Regions from separate parts of the Homo sapiens genome. Here region 1 is linked to region 2. A link is an interaction called in ENCODE POLR2A ChIA-PET data of the cell type or tissue named here. Cell type or tissue: IMR-90. All regions are shown on one strand. Links, peaks and the distances in the headings refer to the core of each region. The heading gives the core; the rest is flanking DNA.

Region 1 (10,912 bases), core at 3,609-6,108, 140 kb before region 2:
GTTCAAGATTTGGAGTCAGGAGACTTGGATTCTAATTTCTTTTCTTTCTTTCTTTCTTTTTTTTTTTTTTTTGAGACAGAGTCTTGCTCTGTCACCCAGGCTGGAGTGCAGTGGTGCAATCTTGGCTCACTGCAACCTCCACCTCCCCGGTTCAAGCAATTCTTCTGCCTCAGCCTCCCGAGTAGCTGGGACTACAGGCACGCACCACCATGCCCGGCTAATTTTTGTATTTTTAGGAGAGACGGGGGTTTCACCATATTGGCCAGGCTGGTCTCAAACTCCTGACCTCATGATCCACCCGCCTCAGCCTCCCAAAGTGCTGGGATTACAGGCGTGAGCCACCGCGCCTGGCCAGATTCTAATTTCTTTTAGCCTTTATCACCATCAATGAAATGGGGATAGGAATGACTGTCTTATACCTTACCAGCAAGTCATCACAAGACTCAAAGGAGGCAGCTAAGTGGCCTGCTCTAAACTGTGCAGGTGTTGACAACAGAGATTAATCCTCATTGCTCAAGTAGATGCCCTGGGGTAGGGGGTGGTTTCCAGCTGTGCTCTTCTTGGGAATTACTTTTCTTTCTGTCCCCATAGCCATCTCCTCCCATGCTGTCCAACCCTGCTCCTTCCTACTCCATCTTGCCCCTGCCCATCTCACCTTCTAGAAGCCTGAGCCCAGCAGCCCAAGGTCAGCTCCATCTGAAACTAGTGTCATCACTGGAAAGGTTGCATGGAAGAGCCCTCCTTCAAAAGTAAATAATCAAACTTTGTTTAAAGGCCTGACAATGTTCATTTGTGTTGATCAAGCTCAGACTGAATTATGCATAGGCACATGGCCTGTGCCTGAGGAATTTACCATGTAGGCCAGACACCCTGACTGATTCAAAGGATGTACAGACAGCAGGACATCAAGTCGAGGCAGGCCACAGGGAGCTGACCCTGGAGTGCTGATTTCACAGAACGTGGCTGCTAAGTCCAGATAATGTTTCATCTCCTGATATGTGTGTGTGTATGCGTGTGTGTGTGTGTGCACACCTGTACCGTATTCACACTTTTTCAAGGGGAAAGAAGAAAGGAAGGAAGGAAGGGAGGGGAATAAAAACAAATCTTTTTGAAGTGGAGCCATGTGACCCCAGGTAAACCCTCAGGGAGCCCCTGCCCTGCCCTGCCTCTGCACCAGTTCTTCCTGACAGAGAGCTTTGTCCCCTCCCCTACATGTCTGTCACACACCCCCTCCCTGCCTCCTGTTTTGCAGTCAGGACCCTCCATCATGACAGAGGGAGGCCCAAATTGTCTTCTGCTCCAGGCCTGCCTGCTGTACCTATCTCCCAGGGATCTTGTGATGATTAAGAGAGCTAATACATGAAAAATATATAAAATGGTGCCAGGTACCTAGTAAACACTCAACAAATATTATCTATTACTAATTGGTTTGGGGTCATGGACCCTTTTTGGGAATCTGATGAAAGCTGTGGGCATTGTGTCCAAAAAATGCATTACATTCAGCTCAGCGGGTGCCTGGACCCCAAGTTAAGAATGCCTAGTCCCAACCTGGGCAACATAGAAAGGTCCCATCTCTAAAACAATTTTAAAAATTAGCCAGGCACGGTGGCACGTGCCTGTAGTCCCAGCTACTTGGGAGGTTGAGGTGGGAGGATCGCTTGAGCCCACGAGTTTGAGGCTACAGTGAGCTATGATAGTGGCGGCACTGCACTCTAGCCTGGACATCAGAGTGCAGCCCTGTCTCTAAGAAAAAAAAAAAAGAACGAGTCTAAATAAACTGAAGAGTTCTATTTATAAGCATTTACTGAGCACTCTTCAGTGTAGAGGACTGGGCTGGGTACAAGGGAGAAAACAAGAAGTGACCTCAGCCTCAGGACACTCACCATGTAGTAAGGGAGAAAAGTAATACACAACTTTCTATAATCTAAAGTAGGAAGTGTTAAATCCCCACAGAGAGAGTCAGGTAAAATGCTGGGGAGTGTTGACGAGAGAGACATTCATTCTCTGGAGAGATCCAAGATTGCTCCGTGGAGCAGGTGGCATGAGAATTGGACTTTACAGGATGATGGGTTTGGGTCGAGTGGTTGTTAGCTGTGGGAAAGCACCAGGCAGAAGGAGCAGCATGAACCCAGCACTCGGAGTCAGGATGGGCCACCCAGAGCCTGTGGTGGTCAGTCCCACCCTGGACCTCAGGTTTCCTGTGAGCAAGCAAAGGAACTCAGCCCTGCTCAACCTCATAGAAAAAGAGCTTGTTGGATATCCCAGTAGCTTACTGAGCAAGTGGGAAGGCTGCAGAACCAGGCTTGGGAAACCTGCAGCTTCCAAGGAAAGCTGGTAGCCAGAACCACAGCCCAATTCGTGGCACAAGAAGCCTGCTCAGATCAATTCTGTTGCCACTGCCAGAAACTAGCTGGAGCCACCATTGCGCCTCCTACCACCACCGTCACCAGCGTTGGGAGCCCTGACCCTCCCTGCCTCTGTTTATCCTCTGCACAGACAGATTCAGTGTCTCAGGTGGAAGGAAGGAGAGCTGCGGGGCTTGTTGCCCCCGCCACACATTGCTCGGCCTCTGCTCAGACTGGGGTGCTCATGGCACTTGGCTAGGGAGGCATGGAAGACAGACAGTGCCAGAGGCCCCACACTCTCTAACATGGGGAGAGGAAAGCTGCAAAGTGCCCAGGCCATTGTCTAATCCTTGCCTGGAAAAGCCAAAGACTTTCCAGCAGCTGACACAAAGGGCCCATCTTCAACCTAGATGGTGCTTTCTCCTTTGAAGTCCTGATGCAGAGTGGAATGGCTGAAAGTGACTTAACTTTTCTTTGTTCTGATGTGTTTCTAACCCCTGGGACTCTCAGTGCTTCCCTTTTCCTGGGAATTAGTTTGGGAAGCAGCTGGGGAGAGGACCAGAGACAGAGACCTAGAGAGAGAGAGATGTGTCTTCTTCAGGGTTCCTGGTGGACCCCCCAACCTGGTCCTTACTATCTTTCTACCCTTCTTGCCCTTCTTTCTCCTTGATCCTTTGTCTCTTAGTCTACTGGCCTATGAACTGCTGAGCTATAGGATCTAGTCCTGTGCATGAGGGAATTTATAGCATGTCCAGTTCAACTCAGCCAGTATTTATTGACATCTATCTTTGGGAACACCTAAATTCACTGGAGTTGGCAGATCTTGTATTGAATTCTGTTGCAGTATTCAGAACTGCGTATCTACATCAGGGAGGCGTGTCCAATGGGATGATGAAGGTGTTTGCCCTTAGGCTGCCCCCAGTCTGTTGGAGGAAATGTTCAGGGGCCCCTTAAATTGGAAGGAAAATCCAAATCCAAACAAGGACAAATACCTAATGTCAAAAATGAACATGAGTCCTGGAGGAGCACGGAGTGGTGACGTAACAACATCTGAGGCCAATTAAGGACAGTTTCTTTGATAAAGTGTTTCTCGAGTTTATTATGAAGGAAGGAGGGAAGGGACAAATTATGAAGAGAGAGAGACTGTAGGCTAGAGCATTTATTTGCATCTTGGTCCTTGATCACCAGGCATGGGGTATTTCTTCCCTGATTTCCTGTGTTCTTTCACTTACTCAATTATTTATTCGTGCATGCTTTCCACAATTGTTGACTTTTATTAAACTTTTAATTCTGAGACATTGTAGATTTGCATGCAATTGTAAGAAACACCACAAAGGGATCCTGGATACCCTTTACCCAGCTTCCCCCAGTGTTAACATCTTGCAAAACTGTAGTACAATATCACTACCAGGATATTGGCCCGGCTGCTGTAAAGACACAGAACAGTCCTGTCACCACAGGGATCCCTCATGTCGCCCTTTTAAAGGCACGCCCACTTCTCTCCTGCCTCCACCCTTTCTTTGACTCCTGGCAACTACTAATATGTTTGCCATTTCTATACTTTTGCCATTTCAAGAATGTTATATGAATGGAATCATAGAGCATATTCCTTTTGGGAACAGTTATTTTTCACTTAGCATAATTCTGTGGAGATTCATCCAGGTGTGTGTATCAATAGTTCAGTTGTTTCTGTTGCTGAGTAATATTCTATGATATGGATGTACCATAGTTTGTTTAATCATTCATTATTGAAAGACATGGGTTGTCTCCAGTTTGGGGCTATTAAGAATAAGCTGATAAGCTGGGGATGGTGGCATGTGCCTGTAATCTCAACTAATCAGGAGGCTGATGGAGGAGGATCCCTTGAGCCCAGGAGTTCAAGACCAGTCTGGGCAACACAGCGAGACCCTCTCCAAAAAAAAAAATAATAAAGCTAATATATTCATTCGTGTAGAGGTTTTTGTGTGAACATAACTCTTCATTTCTCTGAGATGTACAGTTGTTGGGTCACGTGTTAGTTGCAAGTTAATTTTTTTAAGAAACTGCCAAATCACTTTCCAAAGTGGGTGTACCATTTTACATTTCTACCAGCAATGTATGAATGATCCAGTTTCTCTGCATCTCACCAACATTTGGTGTTGTCATTGCTTTAAAATTGTAGCCATTCTAATATGTATGTAGTAATATCTCCTCATGGTTTTAATTTGCATTTCTCTAATTGCTAATGATTTTGAATTTCTTTTCACGTGCTTATTTAGACATCTCTTTGGTGCTATATCTCTTCATGTCTTTTGCCTATTTCCTAATTGAATTGTTTGGTTTTTGGTGAGTTTTGTTTTGTTTTGTTTTGAGACAGAGTTTTGCTCTGTCATCTAGGCTGGAGTGCAGTGGTGCCATCACAGCTCACAACCTCAACCTCCTGGCCTCAAGCAATCCTCCCATCTTAGCCTCCCAAGTGCTGGGATTACAGGAGTGAACCACTATGCCTGGCCTGACTGTTGAGTTTTGATTGCTCTTTCTGTATTATAAGTGCTGGTTCTTTGCTGGATATGTGGTTGACAAATATTTTCTCCTACTCTGTATGTCTTTTGTAACATTGTAACAGGGTCTTTTACAGAATGAAACATTTTAATTTTGAGGAAGTCTAATTTATCAATTTTTCCTTTTATGGATTGTGCTTTTGTTATCAAGTCTAAGAACTCTTTGCCAAAGATTTTTAAAATATTTTTTCCTCAAAGTTTTATATTTTTATGTTTCGCATTTAAACACACAATCCATTTGGGTTAACTTTGGCATAAGGCCTGAGACTTAGATTTTTTTTTTTTTTTTTTTTTTTTGGCTATGGATGTCCAATCACTCCAGCACCATTTGTTGGAAAAGCTGTTTTTCCTTTATTAAATTACTTTTGCACCTTTGTCAAAAATCAGTTGGGCATATTTGTGTGGGTCTGTTTCTGGATTCTCTATTCTGTTCCTTTCTGTTTGGAGAACTTCCTTTAGCTATTCTTTTAGAGTAGTCCTTCTGGCAACAAAGTCTCTTAGTTTCTCTTCATCTGAGAATGTTCTTGATTTCCCCTTTATTCCTGAAGAATATTTTTACTGGGTATAGGATTATGAGTTGACAGTTCTTTTTATTTTCCCCCCAGCACTTGAAAAATATTGTGCCACTTCCTTCTGTCCTCCGTGGTTTCCAATGAGAAATCTACTGTCATTTGAACCCTTTCCACCTGTAGATTAAGGTTTCCTGTTTCTCTTCCTGCTTTCAAGATTGTTTCTTTGTCTTTAACTCGCAGATGCTTAATTTGTGATTTCTTTAGGTCTATCTTGTTTGGCATTTGCTCAGATTCTTGAATCTGTGGGTTTATGTCTCTTGCCAACTTTGCAAAGTTTTCAACTATTTTTTCTTGGAGTACTTTTTCAGCACCATCCTCTTTCTTTTCTCTTACCAGAACTTCAATAACACGAAAGTTAGATCTTTTGTTATAGTCCCACAGGCCCCTAAGAATCTGCTCTGCTTTTTGTTTTGGTCTATTTTCTTTCTGTTGTTCATATTGGTTAATTTCTATTGTTCTATCTTCCAGTTCTCTGATTGTTCTCCTTAATTCTACTGTTGATCCCATCCACTGAGATCAACACTTCAGTTACTGTATTTTTCAGTTTAAAATTTTCCATTTGGTTCTTCTTTATAGCTTCTGTTCTTTGTTCTTCATTACCCCTGGGCTAGGGGTAGGAGTTCCAGCTCCCTGCTTGGTTTCCAGGGGAACTGAGCTGAGGGTGGCTTATCTCTGGGTAATGATGAAAGTTCTGTCTCTCCACTAGGCCTCCTCTTATACCACACTGTGGGAAGCAGGAAGGGTGCCTTATTACTGCTAGGTGGGGGTGGAAGTCCAGGCTCCGCATATGGGCTCCACTGATAATGAATGGCCTCATTACCAGGAGGAGGGGATGGAACTTTGGGCTTGCTACTCAGCCTTCTCTGACACCACCCTAGTGGGGTTGTTGGGCACTTCATCATGGCCTGGTGAAGGTGAACTCTAGGCTCCCCACTTGCCCTTCGCTGCCCTGGATGAAAGTGGGAGCACAATTTTTCCTATGGCGTTTGGCTGGAGTGAACTATCTATCATCTAAAAGTTTGAACAACTATCATCATTCAAACTTTATCATTGAACAACTATCATCTAAAAGTTTTCTGGTCCGGGCATGGTGGCTCACACTTCTAATCCCAGCACTTTGGGAGGCCGAGGTGAGTGGATCACCTGAGGTCAGGAGCTCGAGACCAGCCTGGCCAACATGGTGAAACCCCATCTCTACTAATAATATAAAAATTAGCCAAGCATGATGGCACACACCTGTAATCCCAGCTACTCGGGAGGCTGAGGCAGCAGAATCGCTCGAACCTGGGAGGCGGAGGTTGCAGTGAGCCAAGATCACACCGTTGCACTCTAGCCTGAGCGGCAAGAGCAAAACTCAGTCTCAAAAAAAAAAAAATGTTCTGTCTTTCTGGGCTGCCACTTTCCTGGCCTTTGGCTGGAGAAAGCAGGCTTTTGTTGAGGCTTCTTTTGTTTGCACCCATTGGCATTTCTGGGTTGATGACTTCTTCAGCTCCAAGTCTGGAATTTATGAAGAAAAAAACAAACAAATGAACTCAGAGACCTCATCGCCATGTTGTTCCTTGAGTCCCAAGGTCCCTACTTCATCCACCCTTTTTTTATTTTGAGACAGAGTCTTACTCTATCACCCAAGCTGGAGTGCAGTGGCACAATCATGGCTCACTGCAACCTCTGCCTCCTGGGTTCAAGCAATTCTCATGCCTCAGCCTCCCGAGTAGCTGGGATTACAGGCATGCACCACCACGCCTGGATAATTTTTGTATTTTTAGTAGAGATGGAGTTTCACCATGTTGGCCAGGCTGGTCTTGAGCTCCTGGTGTCAAGTGATCCACCCACCTCGGCCTCTCAAAACGCTGGGATTACAGACATGAGCCACTGTGCTTGGCCTCAGTCTACCTTTTTATCTCCACCTTTCAGAGTCTTCTTATGTTTGCTTTATATATAATGTCCAGGGTTTTTAGTTGTAAGTACAACTATTGGGAGGAATAAGGAAAAGTACTTGTATTAGGGTTCTTCAGAGAAACAGACCGATAAGATATAAAAATAGATACACGAGAGGGGATTTACTATGGGAATTGGCTCATGTGATTTTGGAGGCTGAGAAGTCCCATGATAGGCTGTCTGTAGGCTGAAGAACCAGGGAAGCCAGTAGCATGGCTCAGTCCAAGTCTAAAGGCCTCAGACCCAGGCAAGCCAATGATGTAGTTCTCAGCCCAAGGCCAAAGGCCTGAGAAACTGGGGGGAAGGGTGGTCTCTGGCGCAAATCCCAGAATCCAAAAGCCAGAGAACCTGGAGTTCTTGATGTCCAAGGGCAAGAGGAGAAAACTGTCCCAGCTCCAGGAGAGAGAGAGCAAATTCACTTTTTTGTTCTGCCTTTTTGTTCAGCCTGGACCCTTAGCAGATTAGATGGTGGCTGCCCACATTGGGTGAAGACAGATCTTCCTTACTCAGTCCACTGACTCAAATGCCAATCTCTTCTGGAAACACCATCACAGACATACCCAGAAATAATGTTTACTAGCTACCTGGGTATCCGTTAATCCAATCAAGCTGACAGCTAAAATTAACAATCACAGTACTCCAGCTTCCAGAATTTTTCTTGAACACCTGTTCTGTGCCAGCCCATAAAGACAAATAAAATTTTTTTTTGGTTCTCAAAGAGTTCAAAGCCTAGCAAACAAATAGATCAATACCATCCAAGTATTTAGAACATGAGGTTTTCAGCCAGGAGTGATGGCTCATGCCTGTAATCCCACCACTTTGGGAGGCTGAGGCGGGTGGATCACTTGACGTCAGGAGTTCGAGACCAGCCTGGCCAACATGGTGAAACCCCGTCTCTGCTAAAAATACAAAAAATAGCTGGGCGTGGTGGCGCACGCCTGTAATCCTAGCTATTCAGGATGCTGAGGCAGGAGATTGCTTGAACCCAGGAAGCAGAGATTGCAGTGAGCCGAGATCCCACCACTGCACTCCAGCCTAGGTGACAGAGCAAGACTGTCTTAAAAAAGAAAAAAAAAAGAATATGAGATATTCTGGAGGCTTAAAGGAGGTGGGAGTCATCGCCCTACTTGGGATGGGGTTGGGGGAAGAATGGTTTCTTAGAGGAGGTAGGTTATGCTTGAGCTAAACTTTGAAAGATAAATGGATTTCTGGATGGACACGATGGTAAAGGGCATCCCACCAGGCAACACAGCAGCTACAAAGGCATAGAGGCATCAGACAACAGGAGGGGCAGAGTACTCACTGCAGGTTGTTCGTGGGGGCCGGTGCATGGCATAGGGAAAGGAAGACAAAACAGGAGAAGTTAGCAGAGGTAGGGAATGGGGTAGAGACTGGATCATAGAAGGAGTTGTTTGCCATGCTTACCCTTAAAGGCTTTCTGAGCAGTCATCCTGGGATGGACAGGGCAGGGAGTGGAGAGACCAGCGAGCAGGTTTTTGTTACGGTTCGAGTGAGGGTTGAACACAGGCAGTGGTGGTGGAGATGGGTTGCAGGGATAATCTTGAGAGAGATTTAGGAGACAAGATTCACAGGTTGGAATGGATGTGGGAGAAAGGAGGAGCTTAACGCCTTGGCTTAGTAGCCCCATCTGAGAAAATGAGCATCAGATTTTGAGAGGGAAAGAAAGAAACGGAGTTTAGCTGTGTTGACTGTGCGGAGTCTGTGAGCATCCCAGTAAGGATGTCAGGTGGACAAGTGTCTCAGTGGAGAAGTTAAGGCCAGAGAGAGGCAGATTTGAGAGTCATTACATAGAATCAGTAGTTAAAAACAGAGCTCCGGCCGGGCGCGGTGGCTCATGCCTATAATCCCAGCACTTTGGGAGGCTGAGGTGAGCGGATCACCTGAGGTCAGGAGTTCCAGACCAGCCTGGTCAACATGGCGAAACCCTGTCTGTACTAAAAATACAAAAATTAGCCGGGTGTCGTGGTGGGCGCCTGTTATCCCAGCTACTCTGGAGGCTGAGGCACAAGAATCACTTGAACTCCGGAGGCAGAGGTTGCAGTGAGCTGAGATTGCACCACTACACTCGAGCCTGGACGATATAGCCAGGCTCTGTATCAAAAAAGAAAAAAATAATAAAGCTCCCTGATAAGGTTCTAAGAATTTTTTTAAAAATGACCAGAAACACCATCCTGGCTAACACGGTGAAACCCCGTCTCTACTAAAAATACAAAAAATTAGCTGGGGATGGTGGCGGGCGCCTGTAGTCCCAGCTACTCGAGAGGCTGAGGCAGGAGAATGGCGTGAACCTGGGAGGCGGAGCTTGCAGTGAGCTGAGATCGCGCCACTGCACTCCAGACTGGGTGACAGAGTGAGACTCCGTCTCAAACAAACAAACAGACCAGGAACAGAGCTGCCATGTTTCACAAGTGGTCAGCAAAAGAGGAGCCATGCAGGACACCACAAATGAGACTGAGAAGGGCAAGGAAAGGCCAGTCATGAGTTTGTATCAGTCATTCTTACCAGAAACCACTTTTCATATTTGCAAGAGAGGAAATTTAGTGCTGAGAACTGGCTACATGAGAGAGAGAAGAGCTGACGAGTCAAACAGGGGAGGAAGCAGCTGCCACTCCCAGGCAGAGGCAACCAAGATCCTGGGAATCTGGAAGCACACAGGACCAGTATGGGAAGGGCTGGGCCTCCAAAGGGACTTGGATATTGCTATGACACCTCCTGAGGTAGAGGGGAAGAGAGAGGAATCCCCTGGCTTCTCCTTTCCTCCAGTGCCTCCTGTGGGCAGAAGCCAGCCAGAAACCAGCTGACTCAGGACCCTGGGACAGTCAGCCTACAGGAATCAGCCAGCCAGCTCCCCCACACAGAGAAGAGCTGGGGAATGGTGAGGAATGGATGGGAAGGAAAGGTCCAGGACAGGCCCAGAGGCCAAGGGGTGAGGAAATCCAACAAGGGAGCATGATTCTGCAGTGTCTGGTATCTCAGAGAGGTGGGCTTACGTGAGGAAGCCTGTCCTCGGGAATGGGAGAGTGGGAGAGCACTGGGGACCTAGTGAAAGAAAAGTGCTAAGGTCCAGTCCCAGCCTGGTCAACAGCCCCTGCCTGCTGATTGCAAAGCTGCTGGCTAGGAGCCAGGTCTATTACACCCTTCAACAAGCTAGACAGGATCCCAAGCAGACTGCTCTCCTTCTGAGATCCAATCACACCCCACTCTCTGATCTTAACTGTCATCCTTGCTGCTCCCTGTTCCCCTAGTCTTTGGAGAGGCTACAGGAGGCTACTGTGTATACGGGATCCCTCAGCATCCGCTGCCATAGCCCTGAGGGCTGGACCCAAGGCCTGGCATTGTGCAGCTCAGCCCATCTTCTGACTGTCCAGGTGTCTGAGTGGGGCCAACCATGGCGGCTCTACACCCTCTGGGGCTTGGCCCATTTGGTGATTTCTTAGCCTCCTCCCTGCCTGGCTGATTTCTTTGTGTGCCTCGGCTGGGCTCACGCTGCGTCAGG
Region 2 (10,912 bases), core at 3,201-5,700:
GGAGAGTCTGGGTCAGACTGTGGCTGGAGAGGAAATGAAACTGTGTCCTCCCCAGAGAAAGGCAAGCCTGAAGGGTGGGTGCAGGGCTGGAATTCAAGAACTGAGGATCTGAGCTAGAATCCCCCTCACCAAGCTTAAGTCTAGAGATGTCTAGAGATGTGTTTGGGGGAACTGAAAAAAAAAGAGAGAGCTGTGGAATAGGGGAAGAGGCAATTTTAGTACAAATAACTAAACAGGGGCAGGCCAGGAATAGAATTGAGGAACCCAGATGCTGAGTGCAGCCCTCACTCCCACACTAGTATATAACCATGGTGTAGGCTAACTACCCAAACCAGCTTCCCTGGAGATCCCCGCCACCCTCTTAGTATGGTTAGCATCATCCTCTTCCTCCCCTGTCTCATCCCATGGTCAAGGTCAGCTTGCTTTTATCAAGCACTTACTGCACAGGGCGCTGGACTGAGTTTTCTGATGAGAACTTCCTTGCTTTTTACTCACACATCCATCGTGGGTTTGCTCCTCTTTGATTCATTCTAGAGCACCAGCTCTAGGCCAGGTGCCATGCAAAGTGCTGAAATACCGTGGTGAGTGAGCAAGGCAGACAAAGTCGCACCATCACTACAGTCTCTGGCTTCGGGGCACATCGGTTTCTGTCCAAGGAGATGTGATGTCTAGGTCCACAGTAATTAGAAGCCGAAACAAGACACTGTATGAGGCAGAGCTGCAGAACACAAAGGGGTTCCTAAAGGGCTGCCAGAAGCAGGGTGCAGTGGCTCACGCCAGTAACCCCAGCACTGTGGGAGGCCGAGGTGGGAGGATTGCTTGAGTTCAGGAGTTCAAGACCAGCCTGGACAACATGGCAAAACCCCATCTCTATAAAAAATACAAAAATTAGCCAGATGTGCTCATGTGTGCCTGTCGTCCCTGCTACTTTGGGGCTGAGGCAGGAGGGTCACTTGAGCTCGGGAGGTCAAGGCTGCAGTGAGCCGTGTTTGCACCACTACACTCCAGCCTAGGCAACAGAGTGAGACCCTGTCTCAAAAATAAGTAAATAAGTAAAAAGAGTTGGCAGGGCCAGGAGGGGAGCCGCTGGGCATGGACACGGTCAGGAAGCCCTCCAGAGGGCCAGAAGCAGCTGCCACTGATTGCCCTGACTGGCCAGGGCCTCCCCCATCTTGCCCACAGGACTACTGCCAGGACCCCAGCACACTCAGTTTCAAGAGCGTTTGGATCCCTCAAGTTCTGCTGGTTAGAAAATAAGACCGTATTTTCTCAGGTCCAATAGAGACAACTTTGGAAATTTTTCTTCTTTTCAAGGAACTTGATAGAAACCAGAATGGAAAAATCAATGTCCCACTCCCATTCCAGCCCCCAAAGTGGCTAAGCAATGGATGTGTTCACAGAGCAGTGATTGCTTGGGCTCATGTAACTCATGTCCAGCCACAGATTGCCTCAGTTGCCCCAGCTTTCTTGGCCACCAAACCCCGTTTCGCTTACTTAGTCCTGTCTGGCTTAATTAGGATAAGTTATGGAGACCCTGCCTGAGGCTGATTTGGGCTGGCCCCACTGCTAGGCTAGATGGAATTATGGGTCTCAGCCTGAACCCAAGTCCAAGCCACCCCTTCAACCAGATTCCAGTTGTATTTCCTCTCTGCAGCCCGCCTGGCCCTATCTCCTTCCCTAGTCCCCCAGGTTCCCCTAGTCTCAGGCCATCCAGCACTCACCTGGGCATTGCTCCCTTGGCCTGGTCTAGCAGGGCCTGAGGCTTGAGACTCTGGACATTTGGCTTCACCCCCATGTCTGGTTCCCTGTGTCCTCTCCTTTGTCCAGTTAAGGCTGCTTCTATTCTCTGGGGAGGCTTATTTCCCCTGCTGCCCTAGGCCTGTGGCTTGGACCAGTCTTACTGGGGACCTGCCATACATCCCAGATTCCCAAAGCTTTTCCTATACTCTCTGCACTCTACTTCAGCTTTCCTATATATGATGTTTGGGAATCAGCTAGCCCTCAGCTAATTACTAGAAGAGAGGTGATGGACACACCATTAACAAAATGACCAAGGCCTTCTAAGCTCAAGTGACCAGTCTCTCCCACTTGCCTCCAGGTCTGTTGACCCCTTCCATATACCAGGCACTGTGTTCTGTCTGTACATATGTGATCCTTACAACTCTATAAGGTAGATGTTATGCCATTATCCCCATTGTACAGATGGGGAAACTGAAGCTTTAGTTATTTACTTTCCTTGGGCTCCTTTACTAACCAATACCAAAAAAGAATTCAAACCTAGGTCATATTACACAATCTAGGGTCTTAACAGTATACAGGATTTCTTCCCTAGCCACTTAATTAAGATCATTTCCTTTGTCAAACAGATAACGTATCACAAAGGTAACACACAACCAGAGGCCTCATGGAGGAGGTGGAGCTTGGGCAGGTGGGGAGGAGGTGACAGGGCCTGTGGGTGGAGGGGAGGCATTGCTGGGGTGCATGTGAGGGGACAGGGCACACGGCGGCTGTGCCAAGGACTAAGTAGTGCCTTCTGCTCTCCACCCAGCTCCCTGGAGATGACCTGCTACGACAGCGATGATGCCAACCCACGCAGCGTGTCCAGCCTCTCCAACCGCTCGTCCCCTCTGTCATGGCGCTATGGCCAGTCCAGTCCGCGGCTGCAGGCTGGTGACGCGCCCTCTGTGGGTGGGAGCTGCCGCTCGGAGGGGACGCCCGCCTGGTACATGCACGGCGAACGGGCCCACTACTCCCACACCATGCCCATGCGCAGCCCCAGCAAGCTCAGCCATATCTCCCGCCTGGAGCTGGTCGAATCCCTGGACTCGGATGAGGTGGACCTCAAGTCCGGCTACATGAGCGACAGTGACCTCATGGGCAAGACCATGACGGAGGATGATGACATCACTACCGGGTAAGCGCAGGGGCTTCTTGGATGGCGGGGGAGGATGGTGGAAAGACCACTGGGATGCGACGCCTTAAAAGTGGAGTGGAACCCAAAACGGGTTTTGGTTTGCTGTGCTGCTATGAAAGTACACAAAAGTGTGCTGTGTACACTTTGTGATTGCCTCTGAAATTCGATGTGGTTTATTCTAGACTTGGGTGTGGTGTAGGCAGGGCCTACATCCAAGGAGCTGATTGGTCAATGAAGGCGCCTCCCTCTCATTGGTCTCTGTGGCTGTCATTCTGTCACCCTCCTCCCTGGCTCTTTGCCCTCAATAAACTGGCTCAAAGAGCCTTGGAAAAGCATTTTATTCCCAGCTCTTATGCGAACTCTGTGTAGACCCTGGACAACTAAATCTGCTTTCCCATTTGCAAAAAAAAAAAAAACCAAAAAGGTTATTAACATCGTATCTGTCTACCTAAGAAGAGAAAATGAGAGCTTGTGGGTGAAATCGCTAGTCAAACAGTGAGTAGCAGCAGTAGCTCCACTTCCTTTGCCAGGGGTTCGTAACCCCTCAGTTCCCTATCCGACCCCTGTGGTCCTCAGTGTCTGCTCCTTGGGTTTCTTCCTGTGCAAACCTTCTACCAATCATGCAACTTCCTAATCCCTACCCAGCGTGTCAAATCCTTCTTTCCTGCCTTTTGCCCTGCAGGGACCCTCATCTTCTTATATTTTTCTGCCTTAATTGACAGAGTTGTGCCTATGCCTTCCAACCTTGGAAGAGTTGGCCAGGACCCCAAGCCCCCAGCACTTCATTCTTGCTGTCCTCTCCTGGTCTGGGAGGATAGAAGAGAGGATAGGAAGAATGAAGTGCTGGGCGCTTAGGGGGATCCTGGCCAACTCTTCCAAGCCCAGAGACAGGAGAGAGGCAGTGGTTCTGGAAGCTTCTCTGGAGCACCTCTTAGCCTACTGCCACTTTCACTCTCCCTTCTTGGTTTGCTGGTGCCCTCCTCCGCCAAGGGGCCATACAAGTAGCAGCAGCATCCCTTCCCTTCCTTCTCAGGGACTTAATATCTTACTGCCAGGGCCTGCCTCTCCCCAATAAAAATCCCAGACTTCAAGGGAGTGGAAAGTAGCCTCTCCTCGGAAAAGACGAGAGCCAAGCTCCAGGCCATCCACTGTTCCCCACCCCCATCTCCACCCCTGCAGAGAACTTGGAGGGATCTGGTTAGGGCTTGTCCAGCTGATGAGGCTGCTCTGGAGCAAAACAACTGACGCATGAATGGAGTTGTTTACTGCCTGTTAAATCCCAGGGGCCAGCCCAACCTCGCGCTCACGCTCAGATCCACCAGCCTGGAGCTGGGACCAGAGAAAAGCCATGCAGTGCACAGATCCTGAGCTCCTTCTGTGGTCAGAGGCCTGTGCTGGGCAGGAAGGAGAGCCAAGGTGTGTGAGGAGCTGCTCCACACAGCCTCTGCCCTAGGAAGCTGCCAGGGACTGCCTGAGGAAGTGTCAGGTCACTGCCCTCCTCTGAGAATCCCAGGAGGGTGCAGAGGGTGGCACAAGCCCTGCGGGGCTGAGTCTTTAGAAAGTCCCCCATGTGTTAGAAGAACCATAGCCCTAGACCCTAGGGAGCTTCCAGACAGGGGAAGTGATAGGACCCCTGCCCAGCACAGCTCCCAGATTGATGGAGGTGACGGGGCCCCTGCCCAGCACAGCTCCCAAACTGATGGAAACGAGATCCCTCTGAGAGCCCTTCACCCCACCAACCCACCTGATGGCCATGGCAGAAAATACCCCAAGTGTTGCAAGGTACAGGAGCCCTGCTTGGAGACGTCGCAGTCTGAGGAAGGTGGCAGGACTTCCGGCTCTTAACTAGCTGTATGAGCTTGAGCAAACTGGTTCACCTCCCCAGGCTTTCTTTCATTTGTCTATCTGTCAAATGCAGATAACAGTAGAACTTATCTCAGGGTTCTGATGAGGATTCAATGGGTTAATATATGTAAAGTACTTAGAATAATTCCTGGCTCATTGTAAATGCTCACTAAATGATAGCTATTATTTTTGTTGCTATATTATTTTTGTTGTTATTAGAGTCCCAGACTGATGGAGAGACATGATTCTTACCGTCAGGGGTGTGTAGTCTGACCAGAGTCCCACTTACTCAGCATCAGCAGCAAAGACAGATCTAGTAGCAGCTGGTCAATCCCAGGGGCATAGATAATAGGCTGTGGGGGCATGGAATGCAGGGGGAAAGGGTAGGAAAGACCCCCTTTATCCCCCCTCTAACACCCTTGCTTTATCCTCCTTCCTCTGGACAGGATGTGTGTTCCCGAATCCATTTTTTAAAAATTAGAGTTCACCGAGACTAGCATGAATAAGAACTTGCCTTCCCTGCACAGCCCCCAGCTGTAAGCCTTGGGAAGCCTGGAGTTTGCATGGGGAACACAGAATCAATTGTTGGCATGGCAATATCCATAAAGTGGACCTTCCTGTAAACTGTGATGCTAGTTTACAAGATCATTTCACATGCATTTTTTATGGTCAACCTTCAGTTAGCAGTAACCCTTAACACGAGTTTGTTAACTTCCCTGCTGGGACTGTAAACATGGCCATCTGAGAAGTCAGAGTTGAAGGGAATCAACTTATAATCCCCAGTAATTTAATGTAAACAGTCACTCCTCGATTATGGGTTTTCATGGTTAAGTGTTGTTGTTGTTTTAATTAGTAACAGGGCAACCTGGATTCCAGCGACTCTTTAAGTGAACATGCAAACCTGAGCTGTCGTTGCTCAGCCTCCTGTTGGTCTTCTCATCCCCACTGTGGTTTCCATCTAGATGTTATAATTTAGAAAATGTCCTATTTCTTAAAAAACTGTTTTTCTAGTCATTAAAGGGGTAGGACTGTTCCCTGTAGGGATAGCTTCAGCGCTTCCCTCCACACTGCGACACCCCTGCCCACCCATCAGCCTCGGCCCACTGCAATTTACTTTCCCACCTCCCAAGAGCTCCCAGCACTGGGCCAGCAGAAAAGCTGATCTTTCCCCACTGGGTGACATAATCGGCTCCAAGCTATCCGAGTGAGCCATAAAAGATGACAGTAATTCTGGCGCTTTCTCCACACTCTGTTTATCTGCGGGGGGATCATCCCTTTGACGGCTCTTCCCAAGCCCCTGTTCAGTCTCAAGTCAGCTCTCCCTACTCCCTCCAGTGACCAGGCCCCTTTCAGGTCATTAGTCAGCAAACCAAAGAAGGCAAATTCTTCAAACTGAAGTCAGCAAACTAGAAGGAAGAAAGTGACTCTGATGCTGCTACCAGAATAATCATACATGTTTTTTAAAAAGGATTTATTTTTAAAAATTGTGGTTATATATATATAACATAAAATTTACCATTTTATGTTAACCATTTTAAAGTGTACAGTTTAGTGGCATTCAGTACATTCACACTGCTGTGTAACCATCATCACGTCCATCTCCAGAATTCTGTCTTCTCCCCAAAGAGAAACTGTACCCATTAAACAGTAGCTACCCTTTCCTCCTCCCTTCAGCTCCTGGGAGCCACCATTCTACTTTTCGTCTCTATGAATTTGACTACTCTAGGTAACCCATATAAGTGGAATCATACAGTCTTTGTTGTTGTTGTTGTTTAATGACTGGCTTATTTACTTAGCATAATGTCATCAGGGAGCATTTATGTTGTAGCGTTAGAATTTCATTCTTTTTTCAGGTTGAACTCTATTCTGTTGTAGGTATACGCCACATTTTGTTTACCCATTCATCTGTTCATGGGTTGTTACCACCTTTTGGCTATTGTGAAGAATGTTGCTCTGAAAATTAGTGTCCAAATATTATTCAAGTCCCTGCTTTCGGTTCTTTTTGGGTATATACCTGGAAATGGAATTGCTGTATCATATGGTAATTCTATGTGTTTTTTGTTTGTTTGTTTGTTTGTTTGTTTTGAGGAACCACCATACCGTTTTCCACAATGGCTGCACCATTTGATATTTCTACCAGCAATGAATGAGGGTTCTAATTTCTCCGAATTCTCCCCAACATTTACTATTTTCTGTTTTGTTTGTATTTATAGTAGCCATCCTGGCCAGGCGCGGTGGCTCACACCTGTAATCCCAGCACTTTGGGAGGCTGGGTTGGGTAGATCACTTGAGGTCAGGAGTTGGAGACCAGTCCGGCCAACTGGTGTGGGGTGAAACCCCATCTCTACCAAAACTACAAAAACTAGCTGGCGTGGTGGTGCGTGCCTGTAATACCAGCTATTCGGGAGGCTGACACAGGAGAATTGCTTTAACCCAGGAGGCGGAGGTTGCAGAGAGTCGAGATTGCACCACTGCACTCCAGCCTGGGCGACAGAGCGAGACTCCAACTCAAAAAAAGAAAAAACCCATCCTGATGGAGGCGAAGTGGTTATCTCATTGTGGTTTTGATTTCTGTAGTGATTAGTAATATGGAGCAGCTTTATGTACTTATTAGCTATTTGTACATCTTCTTTGGAGAGATATCTATTCAAGTCCTTTGCCCATTTTTAAATTGTGTTGTTTAATTTCTTTTTGAGTGTTAAGAGTTCTTTATATATGCTAGATATGAACCTTTTATCACATGTATGATTTGGAGATATTTTCTTTCATTCTGTGTATTGGGTTTCCTTTTCATTCTGTAGATGTATCCTTTGATGCACAAAAGCTTTTTATTTAGATGAAATCCATTTTATCTGTTTTTTTCTTTTGTTGGCTATGCTTTGAGTGTCATATCTAAGAAATCACTGCAAAATCTAACGCCATGCAGCTTTTCCCCTACGTTTTCTTCTGAGAGTTTTATAGCTGATGGGGTTTTTTGGAAATACAAATTCTAAGCCTCAGACTTACCAATGCAGAATCTCTGCTACCCAGAAAGCCACATTTTTCTAAAGCTTCTCAGTAATTTTAGACTAGTCCATGTTCCTATCTAGTACAATAATCTTATCTACAGTATCCCTGACAGACAGTCTTTCATCCTTGGCTTGCATAGGCACAGTGATGGGAAGCTTATTCCATATCATACAGAATTAAGTTATAAGAAAGTTTCTAAATATTCAACTGAAATCTGTTTCGCTGTAACTTCTACCTATTGATTCAAATTCTGTCATCTGGGAAAAATAGAATAAGGGTGTAACTCTTCATCCAAATATTTCAACATGTTCTTAATATAGCTCAAATATTCTCTAGACCAAAAAGAAAAAGAAAAAGTCCCTAGCTTATTTCAGTACTTTTTTCAATGACCCAGTTTTTCGAACCTTTCATTGTCCTGGTCACCCTCCTCTGGAAGCTCTCAGGACGTCAATGACCCTCTTAAAATTTGGCACCTAGACTGATCACCCGCTTGACACTAGAAGTAGTCTCGCCAGGGTAATATCCAAATCATGACACTGCAGACAACTTTGAGTTGGCTGCTGACTGTCCTAGATGACAGCTCGGGCCATTTTTACCACTTGGAAATACAAAAGGAATTTGTTTTTCTAAAAATAGGAAAGTCTGGAATTTAATCTAAATAAGAAGATAAGTTTCACAGCCATCTGTCCTTCCATCCCTGGCATCCATTGGAGTGGGAGGGGAATAGAGGATGGGTACCCATACAGAGGTGGATGCAGGCACTGAGTAGAGGAGGCACACGTGCCTGATGGGAGGAGGTCAGAGGGCCCTCCATCTTCTCCCTACTTTAATGTGGGTTTCCCTCTCAATGTGTCCATTTTTGTGTATGTGAATGGGTGAGCTGTGTCTGAGCTGGGTGGCAGTAATGGATGGGGACTTGCAGGCCAGTGCAGTAACACTACTGCCAAGTCCCACAACTCCAGAGGGTGCCCTTCACATTACATAGAGGTGTGAGGTCCACAGCCCTGACAGGACTGCTGTCCTGAAACCTATGCCAAGGGCCACAGGGCCTTAGACAGAGTCAGCAGGCTCCATCTTGAGCGAGTGCTGTAGGCGTGTGTCGGGAACAGAAGGATTCCTTGGCGACTTCTGCCACACCCTGGCTCTCTCATCAGGTGGCTTCCTGCCCTCCGTGTGTGGCTGGATGTTCCAGTCTTCTTATTTTTCTCTTCACCGCCCCTTCCTCCACTCCCCAGCCTGTCCTCTTGAACTGTGCTTGGGGGCTCAGAACAGATGGGATTCGTTTCCTCTTTGGCTCTGAAGTGTCCTGACGTTGAAAAATGTCAAATAAAATAAACTGTAGGCCCCTGCCTTCTCCCAGGCTGGCTCTGTGCTCCCAGAATCAGCGAGCTCAAGCCTTAAAGAGACACTTCCAGCCTTGCTGACAGGGCCCCAGCCTCTGCAGCTACCCTCCTGAGAAGGAGCTGCATTCACTGCCCTCCCACTTGGCTCATGTCTGACTCTCAGACCTCAAGATACCCAACCCAGCCACCCTCATCGATAAGAATTCTCTTGCAATGAGCACTGGGTTTATGTGGTTTGTACAAAGAGAAGAGACCCCTTTTGAATTTGAATGGACAAGGAGTAGAGTTGTCCCACTTCTTATGTCTTCTTCTGCCTTTGCCTTCTCTGTTTCCTGGTAGGTCTTTAGGAATCCCGCCTAGCGGGACAGCTGGGCCAGGCCTAGTTTTTGCTCATGGAACCCAAGGATAGAAGCAGAGAGCAGTAGGGGGCCATCCTCGGGAGGACCCAACATTCAAGTTCAGGAAGGAAACTCAGTTTCTCTCCTGAAAGGACTTCAAATCTAAAAGGGAGGTAGGCAGCCTGGGCAACAAAGTGATACCCTGGGCATGGCAGCACGTGCCTATGGATAGTCTCAACTACCTGGGAGGCTGAGACAAGAGGATCACTTGAGCCCAGGAGTTGGGGCGGGGGGGCTACAGTGAGCTATGATTGTGCCACTGCACTCCAGCCCGGGTGACAGAGCAAGACTCCGTCTCTTAAAAAAAAAAACATGAATAAGTGGGCTAGGCGCAGTGGCTTATGTCTGTAATCCCAGCACTTTGGGAGTCCAGGGAGAGAGGATCGCTTGAGACCAGGAGTTCAAGACTAGGCCTGGGCAACATAGCAAGACACTGTTTCTACAAAAAAAATTAAAACTTAACTGGGCATGGTGGCATGTGCCTGTGGTCCCAGCTACTCAGGAGGCTGAAGAGGGAGAATCCCTTGAGCCCAGGAGTTGAGGTTGCAGTGAGCTATGATCACACCCCTGCACACCAGCCTGGGCGACAAAGACCCTGTCTCTAGAAAGTTAAATAAATTTTAAAAATTAAAATAAAATAGAAAGGTAGGGTACTTATTGGGTCCACAGTAAAGGAAGCAGTATGTAGTTGAAGTAGATGATAGCTGTTGCTTCATTGAAGATAATATCTAACAATTAGAATGCTGACTCCAGATTCATACACATAGCCTTGGCTGATGCTTCTTTGTGGTGTAGGGAAGAAGCACTGGGCTAATTCTGAGATCTGGAGTTCAATCCTAAGCACGGCTCTAACTTGCTGTGGCACTGAGAAAGCCACCTAGCCTCTCTGAGTCTTAGTTTGTTCATTTGTAAAAAAGGTAATCATTTTTGCCTTAAGAGGATCAAATGGAAAAGAATAGTAAGAGTGCTTTGAAAAGTATAAAGAGCTGTCAGTTTGAAATCTATTATTCTGGTTGGGTGTGGTGGCTTATGCCTGTAATCCCAGCACTTTGGGAGGCCGAGGTGGGTAGATGTCCTGAGGTCAGGAGTTCAAGACCAGCCTGACCAACAACAACATGATGAAACCCCATCTCTACTAAAAATACAAAATTAGCCAGTGTGGTGGTGCACACCTGTAATCCCAGCTGCTCAGGAGGCTGAGGCAGGAGAATTGCTTGAACCCAGGAGGTGGAAGTTGTAGTGAGCCAAGATCGCACCACTCCACTCCAGCCTGGGCAACAAGAGCAAAACTCCATCTCAAAAAAAAAAAAAAAAAATAGAAATCTATTATTCTGATCTCCATGTAATGTTCTCTTCATTTAGCTGATGGCTTCTGCCTTAATTAGGGGTGGCTAGAGTATCAA

The links. ChIA-PET counts read pairs that join two places held together with the same protein. Peaks named below come from ENCODE experiments on the same cell type or tissue, not always from the same donor. Only the 100,000 strongest peaks of a DNase experiment are listed, where the experiment ranks them.
Region 1: POLR2A ChIA-PET joins it to region 2 with 11 read pairs; 2 of 35 experiments call an interaction of 5 or more read pairs at or near these places.

What each region holds. Positions count from the first base shown.
Region 1 is chr1:201,572,315-201,583,226 of GRCh38, forward strand. All of the region lies in intron 1 of NAV1 (neuron navigator 1), which reads left to right. Among named protein-coding and RNA genes, the nearest start is that of NAV1, 39 kb to the left of the region's middle. In IMR-90, for the core only: no CTCF peak of the experiment used is centred there; no DNase peak of the experiment used is centred there.
Region 2 is chr1:201,715,842-201,726,753 of GRCh38, forward strand. It overlaps NAV1 (neuron navigator 1), which reads left to right. Exons shown (of 34, transcript NM_001389617.1): 7 at 2,549-2,914. The region is part of intron 2 of IPO9-AS1 (IPO9 antisense RNA 1); the gene reads right to left. It overlaps MIR5191 (microRNA 5191), which reads left to right and starts at 3,667; the gene lies at 3,667-3,786. LOC124904483 (a long non-coding RNA gene) reads right to left here. Exons shown (of 2, transcript XR_007066790.1): 2 at 6,214-9,074. RefSeq lists enhancers at 3,783-4,429, 8,638-9,139. In IMR-90, for the core only: no CTCF peak of the experiment used is centred there; a DNase peak (open chromatin) is centred at 4,160; H3K27ac peaks cover 2,072 bases.